2 separate regions of the Homo sapiens genome follow, and region 2 is linked to region 1. Evidence: chromatin loops called from intact Hi-C (ENCODE). Cell type or tissue: OCI-LY7. All regions are shown on one strand. Region 1 holds the start of BEND4 (BEN domain containing 4). Region 2 overlaps SLC30A9 (solute carrier family 30 member 9).

Evidence for each region. A loop is a pair of places that touch in the nucleus more often than their neighbours do. Peaks named below come from ENCODE experiments on the same cell type or tissue, not always from the same donor. Only the 100,000 strongest peaks of a DNase experiment are listed, where the experiment ranks them.
Region 2: a loop joins it to region 1, with 3 times the contacts of the local background. A loop is called at or near these places in 2 of 110 quality-filtered maps.

Annotation. Positions count from the first base shown.
Region 1 is chr4:42,151,667-42,154,166 of GRCh38, reverse strand. BEND4 (BEN domain containing 4) reads left to right here and starts at 1,512. Exons shown (of 6, transcript NM_207406.4): 1 at 1,512-1,635; 2 at 1,791-2,500. The coding sequence starts at 2,024. RefSeq lists silencers at 1,820-2,139, 2,340-2,429 and an enhancer at 2,195-2,500. In OCI-LY7, a CTCF peak has its summit at 1,520; DNase peaks (open chromatin) are centred at 1,436 and 1,826; H3K4me3 peaks cover 2,500 bases; H3K27ac peaks cover 1,423 bases.
Region 2 is chr4:41,993,583-41,996,082 of GRCh38, reverse strand. All of the region lies in intron 1 of SLC30A9 (solute carrier family 30 member 9), which reads right to left. Among named protein-coding and RNA genes, the nearest start is that of SLC30A9, 4.3 kb to the right of the region's middle. In OCI-LY7, CTCF peaks have their summits at 1,241 and 1,486 (motif pointing left); no DNase peak of the experiment used is centred here.

The sequences.
Region 1 (2,500 bases):
CGTCTCAGAAGTAGCTCCCCCATTTCTCACTTACGTGCCTAAGAAACATCTCCCTGGCATCTCATTCTCTTTCTCTTTCACCAGCATTTCATTATTTCTTAACTGTCCCTCTCATGCTTGTCTCCTTTTCCTAGTGATCCACGTGTCCTCATTTAGCAGTTTTCAGAAGCCAGGGAGAAACATTGCAAATAATGTTAAATATGATTAATATCTTGAATTCCTTGAAATATGACATGCATGAGTTACAATGAAACCTCTTTTATTTCCCCATGAAATGCTTTTGCATAATGAGAAAGAAAATGTCCTCTATGCCCTAATCAGCCCTGACAGTTCCTGGACTCCCAAATACTTATATTTATGGCATTATTTATTTCATCTCTAATAAATGGATTGGGGGGGGGACACAGCACCATCTGAGGAAGCTGCAGGAGAGAGGGAGACAATCTAGGGGGGAATAATACAGAAGCTGAACCAGCAAGGCAGAGAGAAAAAGCTTCCAAAGGGAAGGAGACCAGGGAAAGAGAGGCCAAAAGATGTGAACCCCCAGAAGAAAATGGGTCACCTTCCTAAGAATAAAAGGAAGGCTCTGAAAAGGAAACAAACTTCAGAGTGCAGAGATGAGGGTCCTACATCAAGGAGCATCCAGAACTCTGACCTGGAGAACGAAAAAGGAAGGCTGAAAAGCAAACCTGGGGCAGGGTATGCTGGTTGGCCTAGAAGAGGGGTGATTTGGGATAGGGAGCAATGGACCCTCTGCCCCAAAAAGTGGCTGGGAGAGACCAGGACATCTGCATCCCATGGAGGATCTTCCTCCCAACGACTGAGATCTCTCATTCAAACGGCTACTGAAATTGGGCACCCTCCAGACCCTCGCCGGATGGCGCCAGTTGCAGTGAGTAAAACAATGCAAGGAGTGAGTTCTCGTGTTTCCCTGGGCTTGCAAGTACATATACATATATTAAAAATGACACTGTTGAAAGTAATCATCACCTCAAAGGGAGGTATCAGGACATTTCCCCACTCAATTGCACAGAGGCTACTGGCTATGGGAAGTGAGGAGTTGACTTCAAATAACCTGGATGCGTCAGTGCAACACAGCCGCACACTCCCGAGTGTCTGACTTTGGGCAATTCCCTTCAACCTCTCAGAGCCTCGGTTTTCTCATCTTTATAATGGGGGGGAAATCATGGTGTCATGCACGTTCTCGGGGCCCCTACGGGAAACAAATGAAAACGTGAAAAAGTTCTACGCCTTGCGAGCTTTTATGTTCCGCATGAGCTCAGAGGCCGCGATGCTCGGGGAAAGCAGGACCCCAAAGCCCCGTAAACACCGCGCGACCACCCGGGCCAAGATCTTCAAGAGGTTCTTTTCAGAAGGATCGGAGAGCAATTCCCGATTGGTAGAAGAACTTGCTGTAATACACACGTACTCTGACGACCCCGCCCCAACGACTAGCCCCTCCTCTGTGCAACCCCGAGAGTTTGGGGTCATGCAGGGGGCGCCACGAGCTCGTTTCGGAAGCCGGACCCCGCCCGCAGCCGCAGAAGCCTCGAGTCCACATCTGGGTCTCTAAAGTCTCGCCGTAGCCAGATCCCGGATCCCCACCTTCTTCACCAGTTCCCGGGCGTCCTCCAGGTCCTCGCTTTCCCCCTTCCCCCGCTCCCCGTCGGAGGCGCGGAGCCGCCAGGCAGACCCCGCGGGCGGCTGCGGCGCCAGGCCCCGCCCCGCCCCCATTATCATTAGCAGATATTACCCTAAACACTTGCTCTTTACCTCCTTTCTCCCTCCAGGCATTGGCGAGGCAGCCTGTCAATCAGGAGCTCGGGCGGCAGCCCCCCGCGCGGGGGCTCGGCGATGCCAGCCTCAGCGACAGGCGGCGGCGGCGGCGGCCACGGCACAGACACACACCCTCCCACACGCGCGCACCAGGGCAGACCCGGCGGGCAGGCGGCGGAGGCACCCTCGGAGCCCGGCGCCCGGCGGGGAGGGGACGTGCTCCGAGGGACCGGCCCCGAGGCGCCGGATGGAGGAAGAGATGCAGCCGGCAGAGGAGGGGCCCAGCGTCCCCAAAATCTACAAGCAGCGCAGCCCCTACAGCGTCCTCAAGACGTTCCCCAGCAAGAGACCGGCGCTGGCCAAGCGCTACGAGCGACCCACCCTGGTGGAGCTGCCGCACGTGCGGGCGCCCCCGCCGCCCCCGCCGCCCTTCGCGCCGCACGCCGCCGTCTCCATCAGCAGCAGCGAGCCGCCGCCGCAGCAGTTCCAGGCGCAGAGCTCCTACCCCCCCGGGCCCGGCCGGGCCGCCGCCGCCGCTTCGTCGTCGTCGCCGTCCTGCACGCCCGCCACATCCCAGGGCCACTTGAGGACTCCGGCGCAGCCGCCGCCCGCGTCCCCCGCCGCCTCCTCGTCGTCTTCGTTCGCCGCTGTCGTCAGGTATGGCCCAGGCGCGGCGGCGGCCGCCGGCACCGGCGGCACGGGTAGCGACAGCGCCAGCCTGGAG
Region 2 (2,500 bases), 160 kb after region 1:
ATTTATTTTCATACCACCCCACCATACCCTAGACACAACAGGTTTCTTTCTGCTCCTTAAAACTATTTGTCTGGGCCAGGCGCAGTGGCTCACACCTAAAATCCCAGCACTTTGGGAGGCCGAGATGGGTGGAATGCTTGAGCTCAGGAGTTTGAGACCAGCCTGGATAACATGGTGAAACCCAGTCTCTAACAAAAATATAAAAATTAGCTGGGCATGGTGGCGCTAGCCTGTGGTCCCAGCTACTCAGAAGGCTGAAGTGGGAGGATCACTGGAGCCCAGGAAGTCAAGGCTGCGGTGAGCTGTGATCCTGTCAGTGCACTCTAGCCTGGGTGACAGAGCAAGACCCTTTCTCAAAAATACATACATATATACATACTAGTCTGATCTTTACAGTTCCTCTTTACTCTTCCCAAATTGCTCTTTCTCCCAGACCTTCACGTGGCTTGCTCATTTTCATCTTTCATGCCTAGGCTCAGTCATTACCTCAGAAAAGCTGGAGTCCTAGGCCATCTTATCGAATGAAATAGCCCATCCTGGCTACTTTCTAGCCCATCATCCTGCCTATCTCTTCTATGGCACTTTAAATATATTTATTTCTGGTGGAAGAAAGGTGGAAACCATCCACCTCGTTCAGCACTACACTATCAGCAACTATAATGCCTGGCATCCAATGCTGAATGATTCTCATTCACAAAAACTCTAGGAGGCACATACTACAGTTAGCTTCATTTTATACTTAAGTACAATAAATTCTATCATGAACTTGATCTGCATAGAATCTTCCTGTCTGCCTGCCTAAATGGTCTTTTTTTTGGTGGGGGGACGGAGTTTTGCTCTTGTTGCCCAGGCTGGAGTGCAATGGCACGATCTCGGCTCACTGCAGCCTCTGCCTCCTGGGTTCAAGCAATTCTCCCACCTCAGCCTCCCAAGTAGCTGGGATTACAGGCGCCTGCCACCATGCCCAGCTAATTTTTTTGTGTTTTTAGTAGAGACAGGTTTTTGCCATGTTGGCCAGGCTGGTCTAGAACTCCTGACCTCAGGTGATCCGCCCACCTTGGCCTCCCAAAGTGCTGGGATTACAGGTGTGAGCCACCACACCCAGCCCTAAATGGTCTTTTATAACTGTCAATGCTCTCTTAATCAGACTAAGAATTTAACTTTTATCCCCAGCAGAGGTCCCTCCTCCTCCCCAACCTCTTTAAACAACTAAGAGCATTGACAGTCTAAATGGTCTTTTTTTTTTTTTTTTTTTGAGACCACATCTGACGGGTTCAAGCAATTCTCCTGCCTCAGCCTCCTGAGTAGCTGTCATTACAGGCGCCCACCACCATGCCTAGCTAATTTTTGTATTTTTAGTAGAGATGAGGTTTCACGATGTTGGCCAGACTGGTCTTTTGTAACTGTCAATACTCTTAGTTATTTAAAGAGGTTGAGGAGGAGGAGGGACCTCTGCTGGGGATAAAAGTTAAATTCTCAGCCTACTTTTCTTATGACAATAAATACTAGCAGATTGGAGACAATAATAACATAGTATGTTTGATTTCTATTTTCTATTTAAAAATTACACTTTTATTAATTTCAGTGTTCATCTAGTATACTTAAGTGTCTTCCCCTCTCAAATTTTTGCCAAATGAGGCAAGGTATAAATACATGAAAAAAAGAAATATGTGCTCTATCCTAACCCAAAGAACTTTTTATAAAAAAGGATATACTTACTACAGAAACTAAGTAACATTTTTATTCTTTAGAAGTATATGTGTACTGTAGATCATTTGTAAAACACAAATAAAAAAATTTTTAGACAAACTCACTGTTAATATCACAGTATATATTTTCACTGTATTTTTCTACAGTTTTTACCTAATAACACAAGAGTATTTTCCATGTCACTATTCTTCTAAATTATAACTTTTTTTTTTCTTTTGAGATGGAGTTTCGCTCGTCGCCCAGGCTGGAGTGCAGTGGCGCAATCTCAGCTCACTGCAACCTCCACCTCCTGGGTTCAAGTGATTCTCCTGCCTCAGTCTCCCAAGTAGCTGGGATTACAGGCGCCCGCCACCATGCCCAGCTAGTTTTTGTATTTTTGGTAGAGATGGGGTTTCACCATGTTGGCCAGGCTGGTCTCGAACTCCTGACCTCAGGTGATCCCCCTACCTCGGCCTCCCAAAGTGTTGGGATTACAGACATGAGCCAACACACCCAGCCCTGAATTATAATTTTTTAAAAAAATGGTTGTATACATCACCAGCCCATAATAAAGGTATCATAATATATTTCAGTTTCCCACTCTCCATAACTATGAACTACCAATTTATTACTATAATAAACTTCTGCAAACATTTTAATATGTATTTTGATTATTTCTTTAAAGTAAATCCTTTTGAGTAAAAACTGTTAGGTCAGAGGGCATAAACCGTTTATGTTTTCAATCAGTAGTTAAGAGAGTTCCTGTTTTCCCACACCCTCAATATGGGGTATTATCATTATGAAAAATTCG